Linked DNA regions of Homo sapiens: regions 1 and 2 are each linked to region 3. The links are chromatin loops, found by intact Hi-C in ENCODE. Cell type or tissue: heart right ventricle. All regions are shown on one strand. Region 1 has its middle 33 kb from the start of LGALS8. Region 2 overlaps LGALS8 (galectin 8). Region 3 has its middle 33 kb from the start of GPR137B.

Evidence for each region. A loop is a pair of places that touch in the nucleus more often than their neighbours do. Peaks named below come from ENCODE experiments on the same cell type or tissue, not always from the same donor. Only the 100,000 strongest peaks of a DNase experiment are listed, where the experiment ranks them.
Region 1: a loop joins it to region 3, with 6 times the contacts of the local background. A loop is called at or near these places in 101 of 110 quality-filtered maps.
Region 2: a loop joins it to region 3, with 3 times the contacts of the local background. A loop is called at or near these places in 42 of 110 quality-filtered maps.

Annotation. Positions count from the first base shown.
Region 1 is chr1:236,488,486-236,492,485 of GRCh38, forward strand. No RefSeq gene overlaps it. Among named protein-coding and RNA genes, the nearest start is that of LGALS8, 33 kb to the right of the region's middle. In heart right ventricle, a CTCF peak has its summit at 1,610 (motif pointing left); DNase peaks (open chromatin) are centred at 1,753 and 3,426; H3K4me3 peaks cover 884 bases; H3K27ac peaks cover 1,030 bases.
Region 2 is chr1:236,530,338-236,534,337 of GRCh38, forward strand. The region is part of intron 2 of LGALS8 (galectin 8); the gene reads left to right. Among named protein-coding and RNA genes, the nearest start is that of LGALS8-AS1, 7.8 kb to the left of the region's middle. In heart right ventricle, a CTCF peak has its summit at 1,611; no DNase peak of the experiment used is centred here; H3K27ac peaks cover 2,673 bases.
Region 3 is chr1:236,107,473-236,111,472 of GRCh38, forward strand. It overlaps the pseudogene ACO2P2. Among named protein-coding and RNA genes, the nearest start is that of GPR137B, 33 kb to the right of the region's middle. In heart right ventricle, a CTCF peak has its summit at 2,096 (motif pointing right); no DNase peak of the experiment used is centred here; H3K4me3 peaks cover 296 bases.

The DNA of each region.
Region 1 (4,000 bases), 380 kb after region 3:
CCTGTGATCCCAACACTTTGGGAGGCCAAGGCGGGTGGATCACCTGAGGTCAGGAGTTCGAGACCAACCTGGCCAACATAGTGAAAACCTATCTCTACTAAAAATACAAAGTTAGCTGGGTATGGTGGTGCACACCTATAGTCCCAGCTACTGGGGAGGCTGAGACAGGAGAATCACTTGAATACGGGAGGCAGCAGTGAGCCAAGATCATGCCACTGCACTCCAACCTGGGAGAGACAGAGTGCCATCTCAAAAAAAACAAACAAAAGAGTTGATATAAATTTGCTGTTATAATTTGACTGTACTGTTTCTTGCACATGTTGACATCTGTAATGACTGGAGTTTATGAAAATTTTTGATGAGTAGGAGCATACCATTAACAGAGAGAAATTTAATCAAAAGATTTTTAAAGTTCCTTCAGAGTCCAGACTTTGACTAAGTGTAGTATGATTTATATCTATGTTGCATACAAAAATATCAAACAGTAATTCCCAACTGAAATACAAGTATCAATCAATTGTGTAACAATGCAAAATCATTTAATTTAAAGTTAATTTATAGCAAATGAGTACTGTAATAGCATAAGCATGCCGATACTTTACAAAGGAGAGAGTGGAAAGGTAGGATATTATAACTAATTGATCAAATCATTGTTAAAATTTAAGTTTATTAATACTTTTACTTCTGTCCGTAGGGATCCATGTTAAATTGGGTATATTATAAACTTAACTGCTAATGATGAGGTCCTTTTGCTATTAGAAATCTATTTTTTATTTTTCTTTATTATTTTTTGAGGCAGGGTCTTGCTCTGTTGCCCAGGCTGGAGTGCAGTGGTGAAATTATAGCTCACTGCAGCCTCAACCTCCTGGGCTCAAGGAATCCTCCTGCCTCAGCCTCCCAAGTAATGGAAACTGCAGTCGTATACAAGCACACCCAGCAATTTTTTTTTTTTTTTTTGGTAGAGATGGGGTTTAGCTATGCTGTCCAAGCTGGTCTCAAACTCCTGGCCTCAAGTGATCCTCCCACCTTAGCCTCCAAAGTGCTGGGATTACAGGCGGGAGCCACCATTCCCAGCCTAGAATGAAATATCTTTAGCTAAATTACAGGGCTGGATGTGGTGGCTCATGCCTGTAATCCCAGCACTTTGGGAGACTGAGGGCGGGAGGGTCACTTGAGATCAGGAGTTTGAGACCACCCTGGGCAACACAGTGAGAATTCTGTCTCTATTTTAAAAAGAGAAAAATCTAGGGTATATTCTCTTAAACAAAACTTTCATCTATAATGGTAGTTGATGAGGTCCTATGTAATATGCATTTCCTTGGTTGCAATAGCAAATTACTACACACACAGAAAGGAAAGCCACACTCCCCGACACATCTACACACAGGAGGACTCACACAGGAGGGAGACTCAAAGAAGGCACGTGACTTTTACATTGTTAGGGCTTACATGGTCCTGGGATTTCCCACCAGTACTCAAAAGATCAATTGTATGAACAAGTCACCTATTTTTACGGCACTAAATAATTATTATTCAACAACATGGAAAATATGTGGTAGCAGACCTGGATTTTCCTTAAGAGTTATTTTTATGTGGTACTGCCCCCTGCTGGAATATAACATCTATACACATCCTTTCTGGCTGGGCTGACATCCTAAAACCAGCCCAGGACCAGCCTTTTATTAATATTAATTCTTGGCCAGGCGCGGTGGCTCGCCTGTAATCCCAGTACTTTGGGAGTCCAGGGCGGGCGGATCACGAGGTCAGGAGTTCAAGACCAGCCTGGCCAACATGGTGAAACTCCGGCTCTACTAAAAATACAAAACTTAGCTGGGCATAGTGGCACATTCCTGTAATCCCAGTTACTCGAGAGGCTGAGGCAGGAGAATTGCCTGAACCGGGACCCGGGAGGTGGAGGTTGCGGTGAGCCGAAATCGTGCCACTGCACTCCAGCCTGGGCTACAGAGCGAGACTCCGTCTCAAAAATAAATAAATAAAAATTAAAATTAAAAAATAATTCTTGGTTGTATGCTAAAAGCCTTGCAAGTAGCCCCACTGGAAGATAGGAAGAGTGGGGCTGTTTTACAAATGAGCACATATAAGCAGAACGAGGCCGCCATAATTGAAATGAAGGTCCCCGTCCCGTGGATGTGTTCATCGCTACTTCACCCTGTCATTCGGATCCAATGTGTGACCAGCCAGCTCCAATAACAGTTCCATACTCTGGGAATTATTTTTAACACTCGGCAGGATGCTTTCTTCCTGTAGTTTTAGGCTTAGCCCTTTGTGCACTTTTGGTCTCTTTCCCTTTCAATTTAGCATCCAAGGAAGCGGCTGTGACCAAAGGTAGCTGTCATGTTAAAGGACAAAGTTCATAGTTACAGCAAATATTGACCCAGAGCACTATCCTTGCCCCTTCCTCTATAATGTGCAATGCAAAAATATGTTCTTTTAAGTACAATATTAATAAGTAAGGTCTAGGAGATTTTCTTCCCCCTTCCTTTCTCTTTTAGATGAGTAAATGTTTTATCTAGTTTTGAGGAGACTATCCTTCTTATCACATCTCTTTCCACTTCTGCTCTCCTTGTTTTATAATTTTCCTCTCCTTTGGGTCCGTGTCATTATTTCGTGTCGCTTGTTTTCGAGCCATGCACTCATTTATCAAATCAGATTTCCTCCGTATGCCGACGGCCTTCCTCTCCCTGCCACGGGCTTCCTTTTTCCCTGACTATGCAGAAGCAATTTGTTCGCTTGTGTTTCTTTTTTTTTTTGAGACAGAGTCTCGCTCTGTCACCCAGGCTGGAGTGCAGTGGCGACATCTCGGCTCACTGCAACCTCCGCCTGTCAGGTTCAAGCAATTCTCATGCGTCAGCCTCCAGAGTAGCTGGGATTACAGGTGTTTGCCACCAAGGCTGGCTAATTTTTAGTAGAGACGGGGTTTCACCATGTTGGCCAGGCTTGTCTCGAACTCCCAACATCAGTTGATCCACCCATCTCGGCCTTCCAAAATGCTGGGATTATAGGCATGAACCACCGCATCTGGCCTTGTCTTTCATCCTTAATGACACTTTAGTCCTAATAATGCTAAAATCATTTTCTACTCTTTGAATTGAAACACAGCTTATCTACATGAGCCCAAGGCAGTAGCAACATTCACCTCCATTTCTTCTCTGATCTCTACCTTCTGAACCCTGTGGACTTGGTTGTAAATGGATGAGGGCAAGTCTTGCTTCCTTCCCCTGTGTTTACAGAGGATCGTGGCTGAGATGCTGGGCCACACTCTGGGCCTGCTGGCACCCCTGGGCCGGTGGCTGCTGCCCCTCAGGGTGCTCACCACCTAGACCAGAAGAACCAAGGTGAGGGAGAGCCTGTTTTCTTTCTTCCTGTGGCTGCGGGGGCTGTGAGGCATGGGTCTAGTGGCTGTGTTTAGCTGGGGATGCCTCCTAGAAATCAGCTCCACCGTTGAAGAGATCAAAGCAATGCACAGTGCCACTTGAAATGAAACGATTGAGCTTATCAGCGCTTTTGCAAATGTACAAGAGGGTAGCTCCCCCGGACATCCTGAACTGAGCCATGCTCTTCTATTTTGTGTAACAGCCCAGTGACCCCTGAATCTTCCCCTGAGGCAGGTCCCCGAAGCTTCATGGAGGATGTTCCTCAGCTGACCAAGGTGAGGCTCTTGAGCTCCTAAATCTTTGTGATACTGTTTATACATCTTTGTGCTGTACTTTTTAAGCTGACTTCGTGTTATCACCTGTATGATTTTATGTTTTGCTTCTAAATAAGTACAGATTATTTTAAACTCTAATAATGGGTGCTACAAAATTAAAGATTATGTCAATCACTGTCTCTGATGAGTTATTTTATGTAGATTTCAACACAATCATTGATTCATGTGTACTCTTGGTCAGTCATCAGTCATCTGAGTACCTAGTGGGTTTCCAAAATGGGTCCTGGATGCTGGGGATGCAAAGATAAGCAACACATTTCTATCCTCAAC
Region 2 (4,000 bases), 420 kb after region 3:
ACCTTCTAGCCTTTGTGCTGTTTTTCTTCTCTTTTTGCTGCCTGCCTTCCTGACTGAGAGTGGATTTCCTCACTAAGGCTCTGCCCTCTGATTTTTCACTCTCTTTTCTTTTTTGGTTTTACTAGTGAAATTTTGTCTTTAATGTCTCTTTCTTTTATGTCTTTACCGATCACTCATAGATTTTTTTTTCCATATGTATCCAGTTCCAACCTTTCACCTAATGTGAACCCCCAACTCTCAGTTGCTCAGCCAGCCCTTCAAGACTAGGAGTTCAAAACCAAACTTGCATCTTCCTTCCCAAACCAGCTTTCCTCTTGCAGTTTTCTGCAGCAGGATCCTTCTGCTGTTTAACTTTTGCCTCCTCCCTTGTTTCCTAGCACCCAATAGTTGGAAGATAGTCTGTCTTCAAAATTTTAAACTACATTTATGTCCAAACCAGTGGCTTTTCCTTTTAAAAAAATTTAAAGATAATATGTGCAAATCATTTTTTTAAAATTCAAACAGTATTTAAGAGTTTCAGTGAAACATGCATTTTCCTTCTACCCTGGTACTTAGTTTTACTCCCCAAGGGCAATCACTTTTTACTGGTTTTTAGAAATATATCCTTCCTGAGATACTTATGAATATCCAAAAGTGTGTGTGTTGTGTATATCACCTTTTATATATCCTGTCTCTTTACGTGCATGCATTTTACCGTATAAACTGTTTTCTACCCTGCTTTTTCTATTTGACCTATTTTGGAAATGTCATTTTATTTAGAACTTCCTCATTTATTTTAACAGCTGCATAATTAGCAGTAAAACTTATGTAAGCAGTCCCTTGTGAAGGGCTGTGTCTTTTTGCGATTATATCCGGTGCTATAGTGTACATCCTTGTGTGTGCATCTTGGTGTGCCTGTGCTACGTATTTCTGTAGGATAAATCTGTAAAAGTGGAATCACTAGGTCAGAGGGTATGATCCATTTTCTTTACTTATTTATTTTATTTATTTATTCATTTATTTTTGAGACAGAGTCTTGCTCTGTCGCCCAGGCTGGAGTGCAGTGGCATGATCTTGGCTTACTGCAAGCTCCGCCTCCCGGGTTCACACCATTCTCCTGCCTCAGCCTCCGGAGTAGCTGGGACTACAGGCGCCCGCCACCCACGCCTGGCTAATTTTTTTGTATTTTTAGTAGAGACGGGGTTTCACCATGTTAGCCAGGATGGTCTCGATCTCCTGACCTTGTGATCCACCCATCTCAGCCTCCCAAAGTGCTGGGATTACAGGTGTGAGCCACCGCGCCCGGCCCCATTTTATTATCTTTATTTGCTTGGATCCTTCTTAGCTTCTTCAATGTTAAAGATATTGACAGTTTTCCTCTTACTGAAATTTATAAATCCATTGACTCCCTTGATATTATTGCCCTGGCCTGACTGATTCTTCTCTCTCCTTTCTCTTCTCACCCCATGTTGAGGTCCCCAAGGTCACACCCAGTTTTGATGACTCACCAGCATAGAGTTGTACTTGTGCCTATGATTTATTGCGGTGAAAGGATATAGAGCAAAATTGCAAACGGAAAGGCACCTGGGGTGAATTCCAGGGGAAATCCAGTGCAAGTTCCAAGGTCGCCTCCCAGTGGAGTCACATAGGATGTGCTTACATCCTCCAGCAAGGAGTTGTGACAACACTTGTGAAATGTGGACTGCCAGGGAAGCTCATCAGAGCCTCAGTGCCTAGGGTTTTTACTGGAGGCTGGTCACATAAGCACCCTCACACATATCAAAAAATTCTGGTCCCCCAGAAGGAAAGCAGGTGTTTAGCATAACCATATTATTTGCATGAACAGTTCAGGTACAGGAAATCCCCGTTACCAGTTAGGTTGGTGGGTGCCCTTCCCAAATCCCAAGTTCCCAGACACCAGCCAGGGGCCTGCCTCGTAAGGAGGCCTTTCCAGGACAGCAGTCAGGCCTGCCAATGTTAATTCTTTTCTGCATACCTCCTAATTTTAGAAACCACCGAGCCTTTGCTGCCTGACCTGTCCTGCTTTTCGATTTCTTTATCTACTTTGATATCTTTACAAATGATCTTTACCCTGACTTTTAAATGTGTGCTCTGGCCATTCACCTAGCGTGTGGTTCTGAGTCTCCAAGTCTTAGCAGATTTGCTCTCAGATGCTCTGCCAACGCTTCACACCAAGTATTACAAACTAAACTCGTCATCTTCCTCCTGAAACCTGTCTCCCAGGCCAGGCGCGGTGGCTCACACCTGTAATCCCAGTACTTTGGGAGGCCGAGGTGGGTGGATCACCTGAGGTCAGGAGTTCGAGACCAGCCTGGCCAACTTGGTAAAACCCCATCTCTACGAAAAATACAAAAAAATTAGCCAGGCGTGGTGGCAGGCACCTGTAATCCCAGCTATTCAGGAGGCTGAGGCAGGAGAATCGCTTGAACCCGGGAGGCGGAGATTGCAGTAAGCCGAGATCACGCCATTGCACTCCAGCCTGGGCAACAAAAGTGAAACTCCATCTCAAGAAAAACAAAAAACAAAAAACAAAAAACCTGTTTTCTCCCCAGCTTTGTCATGTATTTAGTGGCCTTATGTAGACAGTTTCCTTTGAAACATCTCTTGGACTTCTCTGCTCTTCCAGGGCCATTGCCACTGACCTGGAATGTGTCCTTATCGTTTCACGCCAGGCTTATGGCAGCAGTCAGTCACCCAGATGACCTCCTGACCTCTGGCTTATTTCACCCCCACTGGACTGTTGTTCCTAAACACTTCTTTCGTATGTCACTCTAAAATCTGACCCTGGCTGTACCTTTCTTTAACTACTCCCTGACTGCGTGCTGAGAGAAGATGGGTCTTGTCTTTTCCTGCCTCTCTGCTTTTGTAAACTGCCATTTCTACCTGAAGTGGCAACTGAAATCATATCTTCTTCATAAACTGTCTTTGGCTACCTCAGTTAGAATTCCTTATCCCATTTTCCTGAAGCATTTCTTTGACTCTTCTTTACTGCTCCCCCACCCTTTTTTTTTTCTTTGAGACTGAATTTTGCTTGTTGCCCAGGCTGGAGTGCAATGGCCCGATCTCGGCTCATTGCAACCTCCGCCTCCTGGGTTCAAGTGATTCTCCTGCCTCAGCCTCCTGAGTAGCTGGGATTACAGTCATGTGCCACCATGCCCGGCTAATTTTGTATTTTTAGTAGAGATGGGGTTTCTCCACGTTGGTCAGGCTGGTCTTCAACTCCCAACCTCAAGTGATCTGCCCACCTTCGCCTCCCAAAATGCTGGGATTACAGGTGTTAGCCACTGCGCCTGACCCCCATTTTTTTTTTTTTTAAAGATGTTGAATTGGTCAGGGTTTGTAGTTACAAGCAACAGAAGCCAACTCTTTAAGCAGAAAAGGAATTTGCTAAATGATAGTGCAGAGTTCTCAGAATCTCTAGCAGGATGAAGAACCAGGCTTGGAGAATAGGTAGCCACAGATACACAAGCATACTGTAGGACGGTTCCCATGAAGAGGCATCTGTTGTCACCACTGGACACAGATGGTACTGTGTCTCTGCTACTCTACCAATGCCACTGCTGTCTCTGACCCCAGATGTAGCTCCCTCTGACCCTGGATGCAGCTCCCTCTGACCCTCGATATAGCTGCCCCTGACCCCGGATGTAGCTGCCTTTGACCCCAGATGTAGCTTTCTCCAAACCCAGATATAGCGGCTGCCCCCTTGCCAGAGTGAATACTGCGTCATTGTGGCTTCTTCTTGTCACTGGTTCTTACTTAAAAGCTGAGCTGGAAGTTCTAATGGGCAGTTTTGTCACCTGCTCTTACCTTGTTGCAGTCTAGATGAGGTCTAATGTTCATAAGCTAGGGGATTTTCAGATATGGAAAGGGATACCAATTTTCAGCAGCCAAATAGAGTATCACATTTTCACTCCATGTTTCCTGGGTGTCTGTTATGTTTCCTGGGTGTCTGACTCTTAGGCTTCTTTCAAGCTGCAGTCTGCCTAATAGAGAGCCTTGC
Region 3 (4,000 bases):
CATCTGCCAGGTGGATGTTTTCCCAGCTTGCATGATGACTGCTTCTTGTTGAAAGCATCTTGGAAAATCTGAAGCCCTTTCCACCTCAACAGCACAGGCTGGGCTGGTGTGCTGGGCTCATCCCTGTAATTCCAGCTGTTTGGGGGACAAAGGCAGGAGGATTACTTGAGTCCAGGAGTTCAAGACCAGACTGGGCAACACAGTGAGACCCTATCTGTGTTAAAAATAAATTAGTCGGGCATGGTGGTACATGGCTGTAATTTCAGCTACTTATGAGGCGGAAAGATTGCTTGAGCCCAGAAGTTCGAAGCTGCAGTGAGCTATGATCATGGCACTGCACTCCAGCCTGGGCAACAGAGTGAGATCCTGTCTCAAAGCAAACAAAAACAGCATGAGGCTGGGTACAGTGGCTCATGCCTGTAATCCCAGCACTTTGGGAAGCCGAGGGGGGGCAGATCACTTGAGGCCAGGAGTTCGAGACCAACCTGGCCAACATGGTAAAACCCTATTTCTACTAAAAAATACAAAAATTAGCCATGTGTGGTGGCACATGCCTATAATCCCAGCTACTCGGGAGGCTGAGGCATGAGAATCACTTGAGCCTGGGAGGCGGAGGTTGCAGTGAGCCGAGATCATGCCACTGCACTTCAGCCTGGGCAACAGAGTGAGACTCTGTCTCAAAAACAAAAAACAAAACAAAACCAAAACAGCACCAGATACTTGACTGCTAGATTGCACATGAGCAAATGGATTTGGGGCTAGAGATTGCGAAAGAAGCCTAAGCCACCTTCCAAGATGTGAAGTGTTGGGCTGCACACAGGGAAAGTCCAGAGAGGCAGGGTGAAACATCAGAACAAGTGACTTTGACTCCTGTTTTTGTTGAAGCCTCTCTGTGACACACAGTTATCCAGCTTGGAACATCTCTGGGTATAGTTTGGCTCCTTATCTGTGGCCTCTTCGAAAAGTGTCAATCATGAGGGTTGAAACACCCGCCTACATACACACACACTTAGTGAATGAATTGACACAAGCCTCCAGATTCTTTTTTGAGAGTAGAATAGCACTCACTGTCCAATAGAAATATGATGCAGGCCCCAAAGCTGAGCCATATATGCAATTTAAAGTTTTTAGCAGCTTCTTTTTTTCTTTTTTTTTGAGACGGAGTTTTGCTCTGTCGCCCAAGCTGGAGTGCAGCAGCACGATCTCAGCCGATCTCAGCTCACTGCAATCTCCGCCTCTTGCACCCAAGCGATTCTCCTGCCTGAGCCTCCCAAGTAGCTGGAATGACAAGTGTGCACCACCATGCCCTGCTAATTTTTGTATTTTTAGTAGAGACAGAGTGTTGCCATGTTGGCCAGGCAGGTCTCGAACTCCTGACCTCAGGTAATCACCCCGCCTCGGCTCCCAAAGTGCTGGGATTACAGGCATGAACCACTGCATCTGGCCATTAGCAGCCTCATTTAAAAAGGTAAAAAGAAATATGACAATAATTATAATAACATAATCAATATTTTAAATGATTGTTGAGGGCTGGGCACGGTGGCTCACGCCTGTAATCCCAACACTTTGGGAGGCCGAGGCGGGTGGATCACCTGAGGTCAGGAGTTCAAGACCAGCCCGACCAACATGGAGAAACCCCATCTCCCCTAAAAATGCAAAATTAGCTGGTCGTGGTGGTGCATGCCTGTAATCCCAGCTGCTCAGGAGGCTGAGGCAGGAGAATCGCTTGAACCTGGGAGACAGAGGTTGTGGTGAGCCGGGATTGCGCCATTGCACTCCAGCCTGGGCAACAAGAGTGAAAGTCCATTTCAGAAAAAAAAAAAAATTGTTGGAGTATTTTACATTCTTTTGCACCTACTAAGTCTTCAAAACCCAGTATGCCTTTTACACTGAGGGCGCGTCTCCATTCCAACTAGCCACAGCTGAAGTGGTCAGCAGCCACATGGGGCTGGCGGCCTGCAGGCCGGACAGCACCAGTCCAGGTGTATCCAGCGAGTTGCTGAGGATGGCAGGATGGAAAGGAGGAGTGTGAAATCGTGCCTGGAATGTCCAAGCGGATTTAATCTTATTGGTTAAAGATGTCCACTAGGTGGCGATATATGCAAGGAATGAAAATTTACTATGTGGCTGACATTGTTAATATATGCAATTATTTGTAGATATAATTCAGTATTTCCATCATCCCTGCAAGATGAGTAACAGGATGTTCACTTTGCGGATGAGGAAAATGAACCTTAAGCAACCTAGGCGTCTGGTGAAAGGGTTTCCAGCCAGCAACCGGAGGAGGCAGGAATCATGCCAGGTGTGTCTGGTGCCGGAGCCCAGAGGCTTCCCAGATCCGCACACTTCATGCTCACTCATCTGCCAGCCACACAGAGGTCCTGGATGTCTGGTGGGCGATGAGCAAGCGACAGAGAGTCCGTGTGATGAGGTTGCTCAGGCTGATGTGACAACAGTGAGAAGAGGCGTCTCATCTCATCCCTAACCAGACGGGGTTAGGGATGGCGTCTTGGAGCAGCCAACCGGAGAGATTGACATCGCTGATAAAGAGGTAGATTCACACGACCTCATCTTTGTCAGTGCACAAAATGGCTCCCTACAGCCCACTGGTGACCCGGCTGCAGAAAGCTCTGGGTGTGCGGCAATACCATGTGGCCTCAGTCCTGTGCCAACGGGCCAAGATGGCGATGAGCCACTTTGAGCCCAATGAGTACATCCACTATGACCTGCTAGAGAAGAACATTAACATTGTTTGCAAACGACTGAACTGGCCTCTGACCCTCTTGGAGAAGATCGTGTATGGACACCTGGATGACCCGGCCAGCCAGGAAATCGAGCAGGGCAAGACACCTGTGGCTGTGGCCGGACCACGTGGCCATGCTGCAGTTCATCAGCAGTGGGCTGCCCAAGGTGGCCATGCCGTCCACCATCCACTGTGACCATCTGAAAGAGGCCCAGCTCGGAGGCGAGAAAGACCTGCGCCAGGCCAAGGACATCAACCAGGAAGTTTATAATTTCCTGGCAACTGCAGGTGCCAAATATGGCGTGGACTGCTGGAGGCTTGGATCTGGAATCATTCATTAGATTATTCTGGAAAACTATGCATACCTTAGGGTTCTTCTGATTGGCACTGACTCCCACACCCCCAGTGGTGGCGGCCTGGGGGGAATCTGCATTGGAGTTGGGGGTGCCGATGCTGTGGACATCATGGCTGAGATCCCCTAGGAGATGAAGTGCCCCAAGGTGATTGGCATGAAGCTAACAGGCTCCCTCTCCAATTGGACCTCACCCTAAGACGTGATCCTGAAGGTGTGGCAGGCATCCTCAAAGTGAAAGGTGGCACAGGTGCAATCGTGGAATACCACAGGCCTGGCGTAGACTCCATCTCCTGTGCTGGCATGGCGACAATCTGCAACATGGGCGCAGAAATTGGGGCCACCACTTCCGTGTTCCCTTACAACCACAGGATGAGGAGGTACCTAAGCAAGACGGCCGGACAGACATTGCCAATCTAGCTGATGAATTCCAGGATCACTTGGTGCCTGACCCTGGCTGCCATTATGACCAACTAATTGAAATTAACCTCAGTGAGCTGAAGCCGCACATCAATGGGCCCTTCACCCCCGACCAGGCTCACCCTGTGGCAGAAGTGGGCAAGGTGGCAGAGAAGGAAGGATGGCCTCTGGACATCCGAGTAGGTCTGACTGGTACCTGCAACAGTTAAAGCTATGAAGATCCCGGGCGCTCAGCAGCTGTGGCCAAGCAGGCACTGGCCCATGACTTCAAGTGCAAGTCCCACTTCACCATCACTCCAGGCTCCGAGCAGATCCACGCCACCATTGAGCGGGACAGCTACGCACAGATTTTGAGGAATGTGGGTGGCATCGTCCTGGCCAATGCTTGTGGCCCCTGCATTGGCCGCTGGGACACGAAGGACATCAAGAAGGGGAAGAAGTACACAATCGTCACCTCCTACAACAGGAACTTCACGGGCTGCAAT